Regions from separate parts of the Mus musculus genome. Here region 2 is linked to region 1. Evidence: chromatin loops called from intact Hi-C (ENCODE). Cell type or tissue: gastrocnemius. All regions are shown on one strand. Links, peaks and the distances in the headings refer to the core of each region. The heading gives the core; the rest is flanking DNA.

Region 1 (11,165 bases), core at 1,189-9,188:
GCTCAGTTTAAATATTCATTACTATTACTATTATTTATTAATCAACTTTATATCTCCATAGCAGCAGGACCACTAACAACTGAGTGGCTACCTCTGACTCCGGTACCAGCCTTTGGACCCTGCTCCCCCAACTGGGTGGCCTTGTCTAGACATTGATTTCTAGCCCATGATTATTAGGTCATAGACTGCCACAGCCTGGGAACTCTATGAGTTGAGTAACTGAAGAGTGATGGAGCCTGGTCTTGAGGAGCAACGCTTAGGAATTACTTAAAACAAGGAAGCAAATAGCTTGGTCAGCCTTTACACATCGCTCTGACCACTCTCGGGGCATCCAGAAGGGTCTCAGCCTCAACAGAGAGACTCCCTCATCTGAGAGATAAAGGAATGTGAGCCATGACGTGAAGGTGCCCTTCACAATAACACACAATGGCTCCTTGACCAAGTGTGTCCCAGGTTTAAAAGAGGAAACAAAGGCAGAGTCCAGGTGGCAAGCCAAGAATGTTCAAGAAAAGAGCCGTGTCATATAATAGGATCCAAGACAATGGCCTTTCTGTGATGAAGTCATTTAGACCTTGTGGGTGCTTAAATCTGGCCGTGACGTAATCCTGATGTGTGGGAGTGTGTCTTTAACACATCTGCCTCTTTCACAATGCTCCGCTCATAGTAAATACGAATGGAACCCATGAACGCCTCTGTGTTTCAGTTTAGTTCCAGGGCAGCCCACAGGGTGGCCTCTGGTGTCTGTCTGGCAGGATGGATCAGAAGTACCTCTTCTAAGCTGGATGATGGCTCCTCTCTTCTCCCACTCAGTACCCTGGAAGCACTGTGAGTGAACTGTCGAAGCCCCTCCTTCCTCTTGGTTTAGGAAGGAGGGACAGAACATTCTCTGGTTACAGGACAAAAATTGAGGGTTCATTCTAGATTCTCTTACTCTCTCAGTCTCTCATTGTCCCAATTTGTCCGTTTCTCTCTCTCTCCTGAGGGGTAGAACCCTGTCCTTTACACATATCAGACAGAAGCCCCGTGACTGAACTAGACTCTGACTCTGAGCTCTTATTCTGAATAACCCAGTAACTGCATAGAGTCCACATCTTGCCCCAAGCCCCCTACCCCCAGCTTTGACCAACCACAGAGGTCCCATGAACCAATCTATTCAGTGACAATAAATGGATATTTCCAAAGGGTCTTGCCACTGGCCACTGGCCAGTCCAACCATTGGTGCCCAGTTTAGTGGTGGCCACCCCGAGCTTAGTCAGCACCCCGGTTGTACAGGGAAAACAATCTATGAACTTATCTGAGGAACAAAGAATAGTGAGAAAGAGCCATCGATCCTGGAGGCCGGAGAGGCCCTTTGTCAAGACACTTCCCAGTTTTCAATGCCTCATAAAGATACACAATGGGGACAGCCCAGTCACCAAAGGGGAGGAAATCCATTTATGTGTTCTGTATTGTTCCCCACATTAGGTCACCCCCAAAGGAAGTGCTGTGTGGCTGCATGGCGGCTGGGGCCTGATGCTGAATGATCTCCGGCAATAACGCTCGTGCACTGTATTATATTCTTAGTGCCTCGCTGTGGTTGTACTGCCTGGGTGATAACAAGAAGCTTTCAGCTGACATTCTGGAGAACTTCACAGGATCACAAAACTAATGCTCATTTAAAAAACAAACAAACAAACAAAAAACCAACAAGGAGAGAGGTTCTAGAAAATGTCTGTGGCGGTGGGGGTTCCTGTGGGGTTCTTGGCCCTGGTTTTTTGTTTGTTTGTTTTGGGTTTTGGGTTTTTTGTTGGTTTGTTTTTTTTGTTTTTTTGTTTTTTTGTTTTTTTTTTTTTTGATGGGCATAAAAAAGCTCCTAGCATGCATCTATAAACAGTATTTTGGTATTTTATTCAGATTTATTCTTTTATTACTAGACTTTGAGGAAAGACTTTCTTTGGATTAAATTTCTGCCGAGGTGTCTCTCCACAGGATGTGATCCTTACAAAGATGAGGACAGTCATTTTGCCAAGGGCACTGGGTATGCTCCTAAATTAGGCAGGACACACGTTATTCTCTTCATCGCAATGTAGGTCACTGCCTATAAAGAGAAGCTATGGAGAGATAGACCCTCTCACTGGGGAGATTACCCATATTCCCCAAGTGGCTGTCTCCACCAGGTACTAGGGCACACCTGGAAGATCACAATATTTGATCAAGGCCAGAGGCAGTGGTCCACACTTCCAGCATGAGGAGTCAGAGGTGACCCTCAAAAGGAAATACAGCTGCTTCACTTTGGCCAAGCACCCTGACCCAGCACCACCCTGGCTCCCTGACCTCCGACCTCTGCTTCCTTGAGTGCCCTGGGTGGTTTTAGGATAGGTTTTCCACTGCATTTTAGACTAGCTTTGAAGAACTCCATTGTAGATTCTCTGCCCTACTTCGCACATTCCTCCTTCCTCCCTCTGCCAAGAAGCTAGTCTCTCCTATTTCTGGAGGGTGAGAAGAGACCTTATAAATGACTCCTTTGGTACAGGAAGAATCCAAGCGTGTCCTCTCCCCACTACCCTCCACGAGGGGTCATGATGAATTGAAGCAGGATTCCTGTGTTCAAAGAAAAGGCCTAGCCCTGCCAGCTCTGATGACTTTAATTCTCCCCTCGGAGCCTCTGGTGGGATAATCGTTTCCTCTCTAGCCTTGGCCCGGACTAACTCACATACTACAAAGCTGCAGCTTGATGAGAAGACAGCTCGGCCATGCCGCACTGAGGCGAAGGGTTTATTTTATAGTAGCCTGCTTCTAGCACTCGTGAATTGGTGCCAAGACGGAAAACGGACTCCATATATAAACCTTACTACGATGTTACAGTGAGATGCCCCGGCTGGCTGGCCCATTAGTCCTCAAAGCTTTCGGCTCTTTTGTTTTTCTTTTTCTTTTTTCTTTTTATTTAGGGGAATTGCATGCCGAAATGGGGTGCTTAACTTTCTGCTAAATGGAATTAAAAGAAAGAAATAAATTAGAGTATGGGGATGCCGTCCTACCCTGTGACTTCTACTCAGATTTGCTGTACTGCCTAACATTTTCTCATTAAAAAAAAAAAAATCACCCGAGAAAGAGAAGTCACTGCTGAGAGTTGTGACAAAGCCCCCGAGACAGAGACCAACTGCACACATCCTGCTTTGAAAGCGGAAAGAACAGTTTTCTTTAGCGTTTTCCATTTTAACAGAAATCAGTTCTTTTCGGCAGGAAACAAAGCAACAGCAGCAACAACAACAACAGACCAAAAAACTTTCAAACAAATGAAATATCCTAGGATTATTCTCTAAACCAGTGATTTGCAACCTTCCTCATGTTGAAACCCTTTTAAAAATACATTTAGTCATGTTGGGGTGACCCCAACCATTACACTATTTCATTGCTACCTCATAACTAGTTTTGCTAATGTTATGAATTGTGATGTAAATATATGATATGCAGGATATCCGGTATTCGACCCTATTAAAGGACGTTTTGATTCTTCGGGGGTCTCGACCCACAGGTTGAGAACCACTGGATCGTACTTTCTTCTATATATATTGGACATGGAAAGCCATCCCTTTTACTCTCTTTTTTCATTGTTTAAAACAAGGCCTCCTATAGCCAAAGACAGTCTTGAACTTCTGATCTTCTTTTTGTTGTTTTTGTTGTTTTTTTTGTTTTTTTTGAGACAGGGTTTCTCTGTGTAGCCCTGGCTATCCTGGAACTCACTTTGTAGACCAGGTTGGCCTCGAACTCAGAAATCCATCTGTCTCTGCCTCCCGAGTGCTGGGATTAAAGGCTAGCGCCACCACGCCCGGCAAACTTCTGATCTTCTTGTCTCTGCCTCCCAAACACTGGGATTACAAATCCCACCCCCACTAGGCTAGTCCTTAGTCTCTGTATGTTATATTTATTCATTTATGTATGGGGGTACATGTATGTGATATAGCATGGCATGAGAGTGGGGAGGGAAGTAAAATCTTGTGGTGTGAAAAATTGCTTTTCTGCTGCCAAGCAGGTCCCAGGGATGGAGCCTTTACCCACTGATCTAGCATCTCTCCACATCACTGGCACAATACACTGACCACAGCAGAGTCTCCCTGGTAGTTTGGTCAGCATCTCCTGTGATTTCAAAGTTCAGCTAAATACATTCTGTCTTTATCGAGCCATGTCGATAAAACCTTTCCCCCTCCCTCCCTGTATCTCTGTGTTCCTGAAAACTACAGGAACCACTGTAGACGCCACTGCGGTCTGTTGCATCAGTGCCTCGCTGGGCCATTATTTAAAACAAATTCTGAAAGCAATAAAGCTTTTCCCTTTTGTAAACGTATCGTAGTTAATAGGCCTGGGAACATGCAGAGATGCCAAATCTGGAGTGGACAGCCTTGATGACTTCAGCCTGTTCTCAGCTTTTGATTACAATTTGATTTCCTTTGGCATCTAAAGACAAACTATTTTAGTAAACAGTGCTCTTCCCTAGCAAGAGTGAGATCTGGCTACTTGGACAAGGACCTGCCCACTGGTCAGGCAGTGTGCCCGGGCGCCTCAGCAAGAGCAGACACACTGATTTTGGAAGATGGGCACAAGGTAAGAACAAAAGAGTTTTGATAGCTCCACAAAATGCCCATGTAGGACGTGTGTGAGAATCTCCTATGTCCACTAAGATAATCCTTGACATGTGGTCCCATTTACCACAGCGAGCCATGCCTTTGAATGGATGGATGCCCTATAACCAGATTGTGTTGGTGTATTTCAAAATAACCTACTTTATTCAGAGTTCTGTTGTTTACCCTTGGTGTTTTCCCCAGGTGGGTGGATATCCACACCCACCTCTGCAGCACCAATAGCATCCCCTCGTGGTTTATCCATAGGAACCACCCTTGGTTTCATCCCTCCCCGCACGTCATACTCTAAGGGTGCTCCCACAGACTTCAGCTTCCTTCAGCCTGTGAACAACGTCTTTCCTAGGGAGTTCATCTGAGGTTCCAATTTGCTCGTATCACCTTCCCTAATTACTCGGGGAGTGCTCATAATACTTCTGCTCATTTCGTATTAGCAAATTGGCTCACCTCCCATTCTCCCAAGGAGGATTGTCCTTGTGTGTGAGGCAAAGGGCGTGTACTACTGTTCTCTTGCCAGACACAGAGAGAGGCCCTGGGCCTCAGGGAGTGCTCAGGGCTTCTGTTAACCTCGAGCATGCCTTGGGCTAAAGATTGCTGACTACATACACTGTGCCCTGTGGACCAGTCCCATCAAAACACCTCTAACAGTGCGGAAGCCTCAGTAACAAGGAAGACGTGTGCAAGCACCGTTGAGCCTAAAAAGAATTGGGATGCCCCTCACCCAGAAAATCACTGAGACATTTCTAACTAGTCCCCCTTAAGTCCTGTACTGATGCCTGGCTTCTGAGATTCTCCGGCCACTGCTGCCTAACTGTCTCCTTTCTATTTCCAAGCTCCACATCTCTTCTGAGCAGACAAACAAGGTGTTTGGGTTTTTTTCTTCTCACAGATGGCGGTTCTGTGCATCGAGTCTGAGGTCCTCAGTTCCATCATTTACATCAGATTTTCATCTTAACAGAAACCTATTACAGATGGCAGGCTTAAGATCACAGATGTTGCCTTGATTTTGGAGGGATTTCCACAGCAAGTCGGACTCTCAAGGGGCAAGAACTGCTGGAGATAGTTGGGGCTTTTGGCACTGAGTCAATTTTATCATCCACACCCACATCGGAGCAGCATCCAGGAGAAGCACAGAAGGAAAATTACCTGTTAAGTGCTCGAAAAGCCAGAACTGTTTGTGCTTGGCTATAGTCGGGGAGAAGTTGCTTCTTTTTCACGTAAAAGTTTTTTGCATCAGTGCTACCATTAACAATCCAATAAAAGCTTGGTCAGAATGGGCTTTATACATTTTGTATGTAACGGTGAACTGTAAATTTGATGGGGAAAGGGAAGTATCATTTATTAATCCCTGTTCATTTCTCCTTATGGTCAGTTGAGTGGCTCACTGACAATAGTAGAGGTTTTTTTTTGGTTTTTTTTTTTTTTTTTTTTTTTTTTGTTTTTTTTTTGACAGGCAGGGATAACTCAACAATGGAAGACTCCATGCCGGACCTTGAGCCATTTCTAATCTATCAAAGTAATATAAACCCCAAAACCTATCCACAAAAGAACCTGCGTGTTATGCAGATCACAACCCAAGGATATAGTATTAAGTGCTGTAGGCATGACTGGACCATCTGATACATCGGATCTTTGTAGAATTACATCACTTCCCAACATTTGTGAGTGTTCACTATAGGAAATGTAGAAAACAGTAAATAGCTTTGGAAGGACATAGTGAATATTCACAACTCTACTCATCAACAATGCAAGTAGTCAAATCTACTCAGATGGCAAATTTGCTGAGTATAAGGGAGCACTAACTTTGTCATGGGCAAAGGATACCATCATACTTTCCACCTGAGCATTAACTCAAGAATGCTTCTCTTACACGTAGAACTCTTGTAGCAACTTGTGCCTCATGTGTCTGTTAGTACCCATCATGGTGGATATGGAAGGAAAAATAAGAGATACTTGTATTTAATGTTGGCAAATACCAGGTACAATTAAAGTCCTTCTTTAAGAAACAGTCGAACACACACGAACACACACACACACACACACACACATACACACACACACACACATACACACACACACACACACACACACACACACACACATACACAGAAAAAATATTAAAATAGAACAGGAGCTCCAGAGGGATCTATAAATACTCGAGACAGACAGTGTATTGGATCGTCATCTGAGGATGCAGAGAGAGGCAATATCTCTGAGCATTATTAAACGGAGACCGTAAGAAATGCTTTCAAGTTCCTGAAACTCGTTATAACAACAATATTGTTTACAGCTGTTGTTTCTGAATATTTTTGTTAGCAAGAGAGTCTTAGTTTTCAAATCAGAGACTCCAATGTAGAAAATTCTGTGAAGGGTAGGCTTGGAGCTGGGTGACTCCAAATGCTCAGCAGGAAACTCGGCTGGGCTTCAAGCCAGTGGCTGTACTGGTGACATGAGTCTTGCATCTTCATTCTCCAGAGGTTGGAACTGATCGACCTCCCTGCTCCTTCCCACCTTGAGCTAGAGAACCCCTGGTATATACACATCAGGTGGATGGATTCATTTTGAGCTACTCCTGAACTCAGAGTCAGTCACATATTTGGACATGCCTTCCCAAGATTCCCTCTAAAGCTTAAAATGACAAAACAAGAGGGTGAGAGGAAAGGTTCTTGCAGCTAACAAACGATTAGCTGTGTGGGCTTTCTCAGAGCCCCTGGATAGGGAAGGATGGTAAAGAGCTAACCCAGACCAAGGCTCTGTCAGGATACACTTTTGTGAGGTAAGCTTACTGCTTTGATCCATATGTGTAATTATCCCATTTCTCTAGTAGGAACAATGAGCGTTGAGAGTTAAACACTGAAAAATTACACAGCTGGTTCCAAGACCCAGATCTCACTACTTTACAAAATGTTGATTTCAAGGACTGGTGTATATCTCAGTGATAGAGTGCCTGCCTGGCATGGGCAAAGCTCTGGGATCCCTTCCTAGCAATAGACACACAGACACACACACCAGAGAGAGAGAGAGAGAGAGAGACAGATACGGACAGGCAGGCAGACAGACATGCATCTACCAACACATGGAAAAGGAGAGCCCATTCTAGGCCAGTTTTCCATATGTTGCCCACTTCAAGTTTTTAATCTCTTTTATAATTAAAACTTTCAAAATATAAAATTAGGTCTTAGAACAGATTCTAAAATCTTATGTGAGACAATTTCTGAAAAGAAGTTGAACAATATGCTAATGGTGTTGTCTGGAAACAGTAGGGGAGAATGTTTGATTTTACATTCTTTTGTATGAGTGTGTTTATGCTGGGTTCACAAAAATAGCTAATTCTTACTAAAACATAATGAAATTAGTTTGTTTTAAAGGAGGTAAGCATAGGTCCCCTTTTCCTCTGCACAAACACACACACAAGTTGAAGATTCATAATTCTTTTTTTTCCTTTATGATTTCTCTTGAATTCCCACCATAAATATTTGTGCAAATGACTGGAATAAGTATTATATAAATGAGAAAACAAGTTGTTCTTCCATAGTTTTTTCAATTTTCCTGCCTAGACTGCACCAGAATTGAGCCCAGCAGAACCAGGAAACCTCCTATGCCAGTATTCTCAGGGTTTCCTTACTTTGGAAGAGTGATAACACAGCATTCACATGAGACCAGCAGGCCTGAGAGGTTTCCGAGAGCCAGAGCCACCCCTGACTTCCTACAAGTTTTCTCATGTAATAAACCCAACAACTCCATGAGTAACATAACGTGTGTCTGCGCTTCTTCACCGATGAGGGAACTGAGACTGAGCCATGGTGAGGCATGCTCGCCAAGGTGCCAGCCAGTGATGGTGGCACTGTACTTGAACCCTGGTCGTCTGGATTGTAGATACTGACTCCGAACACAAAGTCACATTTCCTTTGTCATAATGAGACCGACACACAGATGATCACTGCTTCAAGACCCTCAAGAATACACCTGTTCACAAGACACATTGTCGTCTGCCTGCAAGCACTCATGTCTGGGGAGCCCTATAGTTGTTTGTGAACACAGAATCCTTCTGCAGACAGGACATAGCCATTACCGCTCATCGTGGATCTCTCTGGCACATTTTAGTCTAGTTTGCTTCCCAGTTTATATCCCTCTTGACGAGAAACTATTTCAGTAAGACAAAAAAGAAAAGAGAAAAATGCATTTTAAGTATTTTAAATTAAAAAAAACAAAAAACAAAAAACAAACAAACAAAAAACAACCACTTGCTTTTGAGGCAGGCATGAAGCCATTGGTTGAATTCCTAGCTTCGCTTTCTTGGCATTTTGAAAACGCCTTAGCGAAGGGGAAGGAAACAATAGCCTCACGATGTCCTTTTCCACGGGAAAGGGAAATTAACTTCCAAGGACCTATTCAACTTGCATATTAGAACTATCCCTTTTTGTATAACTCTTCCATGATAGGAAGAATCCATAGTATTCAGTAATCACAAATGAAGAGCAAAGGGTTTGTGGTCAGTCTATCCATGGCTGTGAGAGACGTCCTCCTACCCTCCGTTCCTCAGCAGACTGTTCTAGGCTCTGGATTTGCCTGTAACGGGGCAGACCCCTGACATCACTCACAGACAGGACATGTGAGCTTCTGAATAGAACACATCAGCGAGCAAACCCAACTCTCGGCTCCACGGGATTTTAAGTTCTAGTGAGTGAGGTCGCGCACAAAGCAGCTGAGCAGTGTGAATGTCAGTTCAGGAGGGAACATGTGATACAGAGAGAGACAGGGACGAGGAGGAGGTGCTGGACTGCTGTCCACACAGAGGTGACCTGTGAGCGAGCTGAGTGACATCAGGATGCTTGTGGAGTCCTCAGGAAGGCCCGTGCAGGATGAAGATGCCGTCTGATTTAAAGCTCTGAAGCAGAGTGGAACTGAGAATACATTACTGTTGCTGCCACAAGACCTGAGCTAGGCACTTCTCAAGCTGGAGGAAGGCTGGCCGAAGTCTGAAGGCGGTATATGAGTTGTACGTTTTCCTGGCATGGATAATATAGAGGTCAGAATGCTTCAATACATGGGGCATTCCTCCATCAAGAGGCATGCAGCCTAAGATATTACCCATGCCCAGCATGAGAAATCCTGTCCTACAATCCCCTGTCCACTCTCTCACATTGGTCCATCTCCTCTGGTGACTGTGGCACCCTGTGACTAAGAAGAGAAATTTAGGAATGAAGAAGGAGGAGGAAGAGAGGGAGAGGGAGAAGGAGAGGGAGAGGGAGAGGGAGAGGGAGAGGGAGAGGGAGAGGGAGAGGGAGAGGGAGAGGGAGAGGAAGAAGAGGAAGAGGAAGAGGAAGAAGGAAGGGAGGGGAGGGGGAGGAGGGAAGGGGAGGGGGTGGGGGAGGAAGGAGGAAGAGGAAGAAGAAGGGAAGACAAATAAGCTGTTACTAACAACTATGAGGAGAGTGCTCATCCAGCATTCACCCTAGTGAGTAAGAACACTGCATACAGAAGGAACACACAATAACCTGTTCAGGATGAGTTCGCCACCGCCTCCCTGACACCTTAATGGTCAAATTGAGTTGCAAACACCCCTCACCTACATTGAAGCTCCTCTGTGTCGTATCCCCTAATTCAGACACACAGCACAAGTTCATCTGGTCTTATGTAGCATCACTACCCCCAGTTTGCAAACAGCTGGCAGCAAACCACATGGCAGTAACTAAAGGGGTCCGATAGAAACCCGAAGAGATAAAAATGACAAGGTGAAAGGAAGAAGACGTGGTGTTGGGGCTGGACATGAGGAATGTTGGCCAGCATGAAGAGACACATTCTAGATGCTGGGCACCATCATCAAGATAGCTTTGAGCCATCCTGGCAGGATGATACATAATATAAGAAGGTGCACAGGGCACACTGAAAAGGAATTCAGAAGTCAAAAGTCTTGGTGGTTTGTGTGTGTGTGTGTGTGTGTGTGTGTGTGTGTGTGTGTGTGTGTGTATTTGGAATACCTATCAAGTGAAAGTACCCTGTTCTATTGCAAAATATGTCTAGGATTTTGATGGGGTTCTGTTAATTTAAAAAAAAAACTACAAGCCGTTTGTACTTTGTGAGATTATAAAACTTTCATGCAAACAACTGGGTCTTTTCATGTTCCCGTGTCTCCCTGATAAGCCATTTTATACACTGTCACTATGAGCTTGTTGGCCAACAGCCAGCTACATTTTTCTTTGGGAATAAGGGGCAAGCCGTCACAAGGCTACTCATTCTCACCCTGTCTCAGCAGTTACACATTCAATAGTGTGCTCTTGAGTGTTGCTTGCATTTCTTGCCTCTGCAGTGCCATGTTCTCTTTCTTCAGTTTGAAAAAGGGAGATTTAAGGAGCGAAATACTGCGTGGGGAATCCTCCCCCATCAGGAACCGAAGCTAAGGGGAAGGCTTGCAGGCTTAGAAAACAGTCCTCGGGTCATTGTACCCACTTAACCGGATAAAGTAAAGGGTATTGGCACAGACACATGTCCAAGTAACTAAGACTGATGCGCACACACAGAAATGTCATGAGTTCCTTACATTTGCAT
Region 2 (11,165 bases), core at 2,129-10,128, 57 kb after region 1:
AATGTGCTTCCGAATATTTATCAGCCACTTGTATTTTTTCTTTTGAGAATTGTCTGTTGAACTCGCTTGCCTGTTTATTAACTGTTTGGTTTGAGACTTCAATCTCTAAAGGTATTTTGAGATTTTTTTTTTAAGATTTATTTTTTATTATACATAAGTACACTGTAGCTATCTTCAGACATGCCAGAAGATGGCGTCAGATCTCATTACAGATGGTTGTGAGCAACCATGTAGTTGCTGGGATTTGAACTCAGGACCTTCAAAAGAACAGTCAGTGCTCTTAACCGCTGAGCCATCTCTCCAGCTCATATTTTGAGATTCTAGGTACCGATCCCTGATATACAACTCCAGGTTTCCTCCCAGTCTGTGGGTTCTTGCTACTCTGCCACGTGTAACGTTTTCCTTCTATAGGGTGTTATTTGTCATTTCACACTGTCGTTCCCTGGGCTGCTGGAGTCCTTTCCAGAAAGCCCTTGTTGAAGTCCCTATCTCGATGTATTTTCTCAATGTTTGTCTTTTGACTCTTCCTGAGTTTGCTTTATTTATGAATGTCCACCAATGGCCCTGTACTACTGCAGTCTCTTTCTTCCCAAACCGTGAGCGGATGTGACAGATGAGCTGCTGTGTGTCTCATCTGACCAGTGTCGGCCATCAAGGGTGTGGCTCTCCCCATAGCATGGTGTGGAAAGCTCTTTCACACGGGCAGGTCTAAGAGAAGGTGAGTAAAACGACCTTTGTAGGTGAGTGACTTTGAGGACGACACCTCACCTCTCTGTATTCATTTCCTCTCAGTGGTAGAGAGACAGCAGGCTATTACACCACCCACTCCACCCTGGAGACAAGGACAGACTTCTTCTTCGCCTTTGTGATGACACTTGGGAACCGGATGGCAACTCCTTGTTGCTGTTCTGCCTCCACTGTTAGAGAGCCTGCATCCTGAGGGCAAGAGCAGGATTTGCAGATCTTTATCTATAGACTAGTTTCTAAAACAGGGCTTTGCCCACTGTACCCTGTGGTCATCTTGTGTAAGGTAATATAGACAACCTCTTCTGGTATGCGTTTTTTGGACACCAGCTGTGGTTTAGAGTCCCCTGCTTCCTTCCTCTCAGGGTGTCCAGACACCTCTACACACTGGGCGAGGATGAATCAGAGTCCTGAATAGGTAGAGCACTGAAGATTCCGGTCCCCCTGGGACTGAGTGCTGGAGGGGATGGGGGGTGACCGGGAGAGAAGGCTTTCTTCCAAGATTTTAGTGTTAAGGTCTTTTAGGTGAAGGCCTCTCTGAGGACCTTCAATGAGACAGCTCGCTGAGTTGATCTTAGCTTGTGAGCATATACACTTTATTTAGGGTGAACCAGGGTTAAATATGGACTCTGGAAAGTGGGAAGGAGTTTTCAGGGTAAATGAAAAAAATCAGTGGCTAGAGTTTTAAAGTTCTCTGTATGCCTCATTTGCATGGAGAGGCATTCCAGGAATCTCAGGTACTTACTAGACAGGGTCTTATCAGGAGGAAGGAAGCTGAACCTGTAATCTCGCCAAAGCTATTCGACTTTATGCAGGTAGAGGGAATCTGGATTAGCAGCTCCCCAGACAATGTCAGAAAAGGAAAAGCCCTGCTGATAAAGGGAGTGCCCCATTTAGCACCAAACTCAGAGGACTGTCTGGATAACAGTAGACTTAGGCTTAATTAGCAGGGCCCAACGACCTCTGCTGCAGTTTGGGTGTGAAATGTCACCCAAATGTCAAAGTGGTGGAGCCTGGTCCCTGAGGGTGTTTAGTAAACAATGAGATTTCTAAGAGGTAGGAAGGAAGGGCACAGACGATCAGAAGGGTTAACAGGACTCCAGCCCATTCTCTTTGTTCTCCTGTAGCCTCCTGACTTCCCCCTGCCCGCTCTAACTGCTTTTATATGCTCTCCTGACCCTAGGCACAAAAGCAACAAAGCCAGTTATGGTGGTATGAACAAGAATGGCCTCCATCTGCTCAGATATTTGAAAGTTTGGTTCCCAGTTCATAGTCTGTTTAGGAATTGTGGCCTTGTTGGAGGAGGTGTGCTACTGAGAGTGGGTTTTGAGGTTTCAAATGCCCATGCCAGCCTGGGCTAGTTAATTCTCTGTGCACCACACTGGTCTCTCAGCTATTGCTCCAGCCTCGTGCTGCCTGCTGCTGTCATGCTGTCCACCATCAAGGTCAAGAACTCTAGCCCTCTGGGACCATGAGCCTGAGTTAAATGCTTTCTTTGACACATTGTCTTGGTCACGTTGGCTTCACTGCAATTTCTCCAATAGCAATTAAAAATTAAGATTCCTGCCATCCTAGCATCCTATATCAGTGTGCCTAAGATCTATCTCATCATTGACCCCCACATCAGGTAATTCTCCCCTCGTGGTCCTTCTATCTGTAACAGGCCCATATTTGCTTAAACACCCTGCAAACCCCACACACTGTCATTGTAGCAGCAGCTGCCTACGGATGAGGCCAGTGTGACATTTCTCCCTGAGTTCTCCTGTTCTGCCTGACACACCCAGTGCCCATCTTCATCACCTCCTGATTCCTTAGACTCCTGATTGCTGTTAACAGGTGTCCCCGCCTCCAGACCTTCTCGGCTTTTTCCGCCCCCACGTTTGCTTCCTGCTTCGTAATAAGCCAGAATCTAAGCTCTGCACAGTTATGGAGGAGTTCGGAGGAAGACTGGTGTGCTTCAAGGGGGAGAGTGGGACACCAAGATGGCTTCCATGGTGATTTCTCCAAAGTGAAAATGTTTGGCATGAAAAACAGTGACAGCAAAGGGCCTAAGACACAGATCACCTCCTTCATGGGACAAGGCTCTGTACAATCTACTGTTTATAAATTACTCTTTCAATGAGGGGTGGCACACACCTTTGATCCCAGCACTCTGCTGCCAGAGGCAGGCGATTTCTGAGTTCAAGGCTAGCCTTGTCTACAGCGTTCCAAGACAGCCAGAGCTACACAGGGAAACTCTTGTTTCAAAAACAAAAATAAATAGATTACTCTTTCACCTTCCTTCTGTGAAAGAAGACACTTACAGGGCGAAGAAGGGATATGCCAAGCAGCGTTGTGGGCAGGGGCACTAGTCTGTGAAAAGAAAGCCAGCTCTGGGTTGGGTCAAAGTAGAAAAGTCAGGAGCTGCATAGAGGAATTCGGAGCTGGAGAGAAACTGAGGGGATGTGAGTCAGGTGACTTCTTCCACAATGGACTGAGAGTCAACACAATGGACTGAGAGTCAACTTGTCTCATGAGATGGGAACCATCCAAGCAAGTGTTTGCTCAGTCTACAACTCTGCATTCGGAAGACGTGAGCATCAGGATGAAAAAGAACAACTGTGACAGGGTCGAAATCAGAAAAACTATTATCATTTACGACTCCTGTCTCTTTCTACCTGCACGGTCTACATTCATCTAGCTACATGTACTGTTAAATGTGAGTTCATTACAATATGGTGGAGGAGTAAGAAGAGGAGAAGGAGGAGAACAACAACAATTGGGGGGGGGGATGGTTGGGGGAGGGTGTAGAATCAAGAACTTGAAAACAGCAGAATAAAAAACATAACCCGGTGCAAAAAGTTGAAACCCACCAAGAAACAGACCCAAATACTGTTGAGATCTTCCTTTCAGAGTTTTAGACTTAACTCAGAAATCATGCTGCCAGCAGATTCCAACCCAGTGACGGGACCCACCAGACACACTCCCTGTGCACAGCTGCTGTGTGCGCTGCATCCCAGAAAGTCTTGCCAGCATCTTCCTGGGAAAGGAAAGCTCTAGCTTGGGTTGTTCAAGACATAGGCCGGCAGCTTTCCGCTTCCCACATAGTGGGGAAACAGTTGGATTACACATCAGGATCTGGAGACTCCAAACAATAGGACCAGGAAGCTAATGGGACCAGGACAAGGAAACTGCTATGACTCCACACTCCATAAAATGCAGACTAGCATCAGAGAACAAGTTACCCCTGAAGAAACAGGGCAAGTCAAGCTGATAAAAAAAAAAAACTGACGGGAATACAAGTGCTGTGAGGCGTTGCCAGGGTGGGATAGGACATTTTTCTGTTGAAGAGTAATGTTACTCCCCAGAGCTGCACAGGCAATGTGAAATTAGTGGGAGGAAATGTCATTTATGGTGCCTTTCTGACTATAACTCAATCACTGTGTGCGTAGGTGTTACGGTTTAGTGTAAAGAACGTGTTATCACCTTTTTAAAAAGACCACTGTATGGCTTTCCCTGTACCTTTACGGGGCATAAATAAATGTACATTGCGCGAGTCAAATGACAGAGCCCGCTCGGGGATTGGATTTTTGTTTTCAGCATTGTATAAAATAAACTGTTTTTTCTAACAGATAATTAACATTTCACGGAGTCTGGTTCCCTGGCGGCAATGGGCTCTGGCTGACTCAGGAACCACAATGGCATGGTGACCACCTCCTCTCCCTCACAACCACACAGTGGTTAGCAAAGGCTGAGGCGGAGGTGGCCAATAAAGCTGCAAACCAGACGCCTTCTCTCTGCAGTCTTGGGTCCCCCACTCCCCTTCTCTGTTCTCAAGGTCCACAGTATTCTTGTGTTCACCTTGGCTCCTGACACCACTGTACTCCAAGGCCCTTATTTGCGATAACCCCTGTCATGTACCTGTGAGCATGGCCTACGCAAGAGAATAGCTTTTCAGCCCTTCTCAGAAGTCCTTTGACTTTCTTGGTCTCAATATATCTCAGCTCCCAGGCCATCCCCCTCAATGACCAGGCTTTCCCAACAGCCTTGGTACCTGTCTGGCTTCCTTCTTGCACAGTTGTTTGAGTTCTCCAAATAATCAGATCCCACTCTGAACACAGGCCACTGAATAAGGTGAGTCAAAGATATTTGGGAACAAGAGGACCTCATGAAACTCTCCCAATGTGCGAAAATATGTTAGTAGTGTTAAGAAGCCAGTCCAGCCAGGAAACTCCTCCTGCTATATTGTCCCCCGGCCTGGAGACTCACCCCACTCCCAACATACACACATTCCTTGGACATAGGCTGACACTGGAATAGACCTGGAAGTGTTAAACTGTGATAAACTGATTGCTGAAACCACCACATTCCTGGGATGTGAGGATCCCAGGGAGTGGATGGCAGGCAAGCTTCTGGTGTCCAAGGAAGCATGCACTGTCCCCAGCCTGTCCTCAGCTTGATCTTCCCCAGATCTCCACTGCTTCACCATTCCTTCAGAACCCCCTGAGCTAGGTGTCCTTATATTTGTTCAGCGCCTCCAACACATTCCCCGATATGGTTTGGCCCACAAGGCCAGGACACCTGGATTAGAGAGCAACCTAGAATTTTGTCCTCTTTGATCATGGGCTGCATTCACAAACCAATAGCATGTGCAAAAACAGAGACATCTCCCACCCTGAGTCACTACACGCTAACACCCAGAAAGTGTACCAAAACCCAGATGTGTATGGCTTAGATCAATGCTTTCTAACTTTAGTATGTATCAAAATTTCCTGTGGGTATGGGAGGAGCCTAAAGTAGGGTCCACATTGATGGCTCGTTCCTCCCCCCAGAATGGAATATGGCTCCTAAAAGAAACTGAACCTGGTAGTTTGGTTTCCATCTTTTGATAATGTGTGCCAAGTTCTGTGGCTCCCTGAACTTGAAAGAGAAGATCTTCACACAAACACACACACACACACCTCAAAATGAGTGAGCGTTCACCCTAGAGGGAGATGCTTTCTCAGCAAATGATGTCCAGGGTGAGTTCTCTGACTCCTTTCCTGGCTCAGTAGCTCAGGCCCGACCTACACCAAGTGTCTCTTCTCACCACCAGCAGGGGCAACAGAGCCCACCCTGTTTTCAATGACTCTCTTCCTTTCCGTTGTCATGGCTGTGCAGGCTGCCTGCTCTGCCTGCCTGGAGCTCGGGTCCTTAATCACCAGTCACCACTTGACACCCACAAAGTGTCTCATGGAAGCTAATGCCCATCCGCCCTCGAGAGCACCTGAAATTGATGTCACAGGCACAACCTTCACCCTTTAAGTCGTTCTGCAGCGAACATCGCCACAGCAATAAGAGAAGCGGGTCATACAGGTACTCACCTCTAAAACTGAGGTGGGTACCCCATGAAAATAATGGAGCTTTTCAGCACCTGCAATCGTCTTGGATTCCCTCGGGTCTTATAAAAATCAATAAGATCATTTATGAAAACATGAAGTTTGGCCAGACACATTCTTTGGTTTCTAGACTTTAGTGCATCCACCACTACCACCGTAATTCAAATAAAGTTGCGTCCATAGCTACCATTAGTTACCAAATAACTTGTGACACAGAGGTTTCCACCTAAGCCCTTCTTCTGACACACTGCTGAGGTGTTAAAAAAAAATCTGCAATGAGACTTGACCTTTTAGTTCAATGGTAAGGAGCACACTGATTGATTAGTCATGGAGATGCTTGCCATGGAAAAAGGAGTCTACACACACACACACACACACACACACACACACACACGCTGAGTTCTCCGCTATATAATTGTGTATTTTTTATAGTTACTATTATGGTTTAGATCTGAAATATCCCTCGTGGACTTATATTTAATAGAAACTTAGTCTCCTGCTGCCGGTAGCGTTTGGGAGGACTTGGGGGACTTACGGGGAGGGGTCTCCCTCGCCTTAAATAGATTTCTTGGGTACAGACATTATGGGCTATAACCAGCCCACATTTCAACCAGAGACCCCTTTTTCCCCAGTATCCTCAAGATATAAGAAGCTGCACCCCCAGCTCGTATGTTATGGCTTCACATGCCAGTGGCAAGTCTTTCCCTGCACGGTGCACCATATCCCCAACCAAACGCATTGAGCGTAAAGTCATTACTGCCAGGCTGTTATTTCAGCAGTGAGAAAAAAGAGCCAACGGAGGCATTTACAACTGAAATGGAAGTGGGCACTGCCCCGAAGGTAAGGGGAGACTTTTAGGAAATACAACTCTTCTGAACGCTCTAAAGTCTAATAAAAGACTCCTTGAGCTTGGCCCCAGGTGCAGCCATGGTTGCCAGGGCGTTCTGAAAGACTCGCTGCAAGTCACAACACCTGCTCTCCTTGGAACAAGGCCGGACCTTTGTCCCCGGGAAATGCCGCTCTCCTTTAACATGGTATATGACGTATATGAAGTGAGCAGCCCCAAATATAAAGCGAATCTACAGTAGCGGTCTTCAACTGGGAGTGTTCCAGTGTATGTCTCTGCCACATACCAAAAGCAGCCTGGGGTCGGGTTTATTTGACTTATGTTTCTACATCACAGGCGTTGAGGGAGGCCAGGGCAGGAGCTCAATGCAAAGATGAAGCTGAGACCATGGAGGAATGATACTAACTGGCTTTTTCCTTGGGCTGGCTCCTCCCCCAGCTCGGTCCCACCTGCCTAGGGATGGCAGTGCCCACAGTGGGTTGGACCCTCCGAGGTCAATTACCAACCAAGGAAATGCCACATAGACAAGCCTATGGGCCAATCTGATGAAGGCAATTTCTTGACTGAGGTTCCCTCTTCCCAGGTGACTCTAGTGTATGTCTAGTTAAAAAATAAAAATTAATCAACAGAAAATGGTTTCTTTCCTCACTCCTCCACCCCACCCCGCCATAAGGAACATTTTAAAATGTCCTGGGGTGTTTCCTAAATATGACAACAAGTAGAGAAGCAAGGTATGGACAGGCCAGCTCCCCAACTGTCCAGAGCTACAGGGCTTGCAATGTGAGCAGTACTGAGCTGGGAGACGCTGGTGCAGAGCAATGAAATTCAGGACCTGAATCTGTGATTCATCCACTAACTTCCATAACTCCTCTCACCAAACTGAGAGTGCAGTCCCGCTGCCCCACTCCCCAAGAGGGAAATGACTCTGATTCCTGCCTTAGGCCCGAGAAAAATGCTATCTGTATAATGTCTTCCACAAATTAAGGGGAACTGTGTTTATAAATTCCTACGGCCCCAGTATTTCTGCAAAACCAGATGCATGACAAACGACTTACACCTTCCAATATGAGCGTGACACCTGCAGCTCTGGCAAATTTGTCTCTGTGGCTGGCAGGGTAGCCTGTCATACCCTGACCACAGTGCAGGGAGACTAAACAAGGCTTCCCTTGTACTCCCCGCTCACAAGCGACAAATGATAACTGTCCTTGTCTCCCATTTTTTTAGATCAAGATATTTTTCATGATTTCTGATTCCCCCACCTTTGAGAAAGAAAAACATTGTGCTTAACATGCTACAAAAGTTAGAAAATAAATATTAAAATCTCAGTTCATTTAAAACCTGAAGAAAAAAGAAAAAAAAAGAATTGTGGTATTTTTTTCCTCTCTCTCTCTCCTGATCAAGTAATGAACAAAATCAGCTACAATTGTAGACTTTTAAACATCTTAAACTGCAGCATTTGCTGTAATGGGTCTGTGGTTTTGCAAGGCAAACTCAAAAGTTATAACAATCAGCTCTATCCCACAGGGAGTTTGCTTGTGTAAAAACTGGTTTGGGGAAAGTATGGCCGGCAGAATCAAAGATTCCAATAGAGGCTGGGTTTTCTCAACCCTTAATTCTTCTAAGATTCCTAATTGGGCATTATGCAGTTAACTGTGAAGGACCCTTGGAGAAAACAAAAACCGAGTATCTTTCAGATCTTCAGAAACATTAAAAGCTAAGCTTTCAACTGCAGCCAAATGCCATTGCCATGACTTTCTTCCCGCATATTGTTTAGTTACAAACACCATGTCCTTGATATTATATATGGTTCAGAAACTTCAAAATTATAAGGCATGACTCCAGGACTTATGGTGCTGGAGACAGACTGTGGCTGACATGGTATGTGATATACGTGAGTGTTGTAAAATGTCACTAATGATAGGGGGAACTGTGGGATTTGATCAAAAAAAAATAATCCCCATCAAAAGTTCTGTGAACAATGGTGTGAACTAAAGTGGCCATGTCTCTTGGACCTGGTGGGGAAATGGCCCCAGTAGAAATGTTATGAACCTATTACAAGAGGTGTGTTTCCAGCTTCGAGCCTTCCGTGTTCGAAGGGAATTCTGGGCTGTTCAGACTTCAAAGTGACCCTTTCCCTGAGGTGCTGAGGGGCAGGGATCACACTACATTCTCAGAGATATGGATCCTCGAACAACTGCCGTGAAGAAACACCAGCAGCTTTGTCAGTGCCGGCTAAGACAGGTTGTCGCATGACAGCAATCCCTGTTGTTCCTGCCTCTCCCGGTGCTAACCTTTATTTTCTGTAACTTCAGACTGGTTCTGGAATTTCGTCAGCCTCCTTGTCCATTAAAGCCACAGAGGCACTTGTCCTTACAGTGGCTCACACGACAGCCATGTTGGTTCTAAGTCTCCTATGAGTCCTGTGCCCTCACCTGCATTCTCTGTCTTCAGCTTCTCTTGATGTGATTGGAGATGAAGGAGAAGAGAGTCCCCCGACCAGATCATTAAGTGCCTGAGCGGGAGGGCACATCTTGAGAGTAAAGGTTCATTTCAGCCCTGAGATTTGGGATGACTGGCTTGGCAGAGAAGAAAGGAGATATTTCTCTTATTGCCTTAAAAGGTGTGAACAAAAAAAAAAAAATTGGAAGCAAACATGTTGACGCGTTTCTACAGAGTTGGTCCACAACCGTCACCACCGTGTGAGCTGTGCAGAGGGCTTTGCTTTGTCCAACAGGCCAGATGGGTGCCTAACACTTTGAGGTCAGGGTGGTTACATGATCAAAGTGTCTCGAGAAAATTAATTAGATGGTGTTATGGGTTCAGGCTGAATTCAAGTAGAAAAAAAAGTCTAAAAACGAGAAATATTTAGTCGGTATTAGAGTGTTCAGGAATGAAGTAATGAAGTCTGATCTTGGGTGGTAAGACAACCAAAAACAAATGTAGAGGGGGGGAGGGGGGAGGCAGTATTCCACAACACAATGAGCTTTCAGATGTCAGCCTGTCAGCCAAGTGGCAAAGATAAGGGGACATGAGAAGGGACAGAGAAGGAATGTGCAGGGTTCAAAACACAGAGGGCATGCTCGAGTCTGCCCGTCCCCCACAGGTGCCCCCATGGTATGCACTGTCCTGATTGTCCACTGCTGCCTGGAAAGCTTCAGTGGATACCACGTAAGGCAAAGCATCCTGAGCGTTAGTGCGCACTGGTACCCTGCTTCCACGGAATCTGGTCAAAACTAGCACAGCCCTGGAGACCCATCCTTCCCTCATCTCTGCGGCTTCCACTCAACATCTCCCTCATTCAGCTAGCTTAATGGACACAGTGGAAGCAAGCTAATTCTGCGGGCTTTTGCATCCTCTAAGCGGATGACTTGGGGTGAGCTGTTTGACCTTGCTGGGTACCAGTTTCTCCCATTTGCAAAATAAGACTGGAAATGAAAGCCATGCAAGAATATGAAAGAGAAACCAAACAGCATATGAAAGCAAAGGGGCATGCAGAGTTATTACACATCGTAAAAAATAATAACAGGGGTCTTAAAGATGTCTCTGTGGCTAAGGGTCCTGCCACCAAGCCAGATGACAGCAGTGAGTTCAGTGTCCAGAATCCACGTGGTACAAATTAAAAGCTGACTCCATAAGTTGTTCTATGACCTCCATACCTAAGCCATGGCATATGCATGTGCACAGGCACAAGCACATTCTGTGTGTGTACAGGTATGGTATGTGTGCATATATATGCATACATACAATATACATACACATACATGTGTTCGGTATGTATGTATGGGTTTGAGTATATATGTATGTATGTAAATGACAAGTGTTCCACTGCTATTATCAAATATGGAATATTGCCAAGTATGCATGACCAATTTGAGTGTACATAATGCTAAGTAACCATCAAGGTTTTGATTCGTTACATAAAGGGGCAAACACAGAACCAGGCTCTTTCAGTATCCCAAATGCTACCTCTGATCATGAACACGCCCATAAGCTTGGAAATCGTTTTTGAAACTAAGTGATTTATTTGAATGCCATTTTAATAAAGGTCATTTTAAAACAATAACAAATTGCAACTTCAAAATCAAATTTGTATCCAGTCAGAATAATAAACACCCAAGCTGTTGGCTCTGCTGTTCTAAAACAGCAGAAAGCATCTTTGCTTTGGTTTTGATTTGTTTCGTTGTTTGTTGTTTCTCTTTACTTTACTTTTTTACTGG

The links. Hi-C counts contacts between places; a loop is a spot of excess contacts. Peaks named below come from ENCODE experiments on the same cell type or tissue, not always from the same donor. Only the 100,000 strongest peaks of a DNase experiment are listed, where the experiment ranks them.
Region 2: a loop joins it to region 1, with 2.9 times the contacts of the local background. A loop is called at or near these places in 5 of 42 quality-filtered maps.

What each region holds. Positions count from the first base shown.
Region 1 is chr8:8,820,964-8,832,128 of GRCm38, reverse strand. No RefSeq gene overlaps it. Among named protein-coding and RNA genes, the nearest start is that of Gm39127, 100 kb to the right of the region's middle. In gastrocnemius, for the core only: no CTCF peak of the experiment used is centred there; no DNase peak of the experiment used is centred there; H3K27ac peaks cover 1,639 bases.
Region 2 is chr8:8,765,275-8,776,439 of GRCm38, reverse strand. No RefSeq gene overlaps it. Among named protein-coding and RNA genes, the nearest start is that of Gm39127, 48 kb to the right of the region's middle. In gastrocnemius, for the core only: a CTCF peak has its summit at 5,818; a DNase peak (open chromatin) is centred at 5,862; H3K27ac peaks cover 2,584 bases.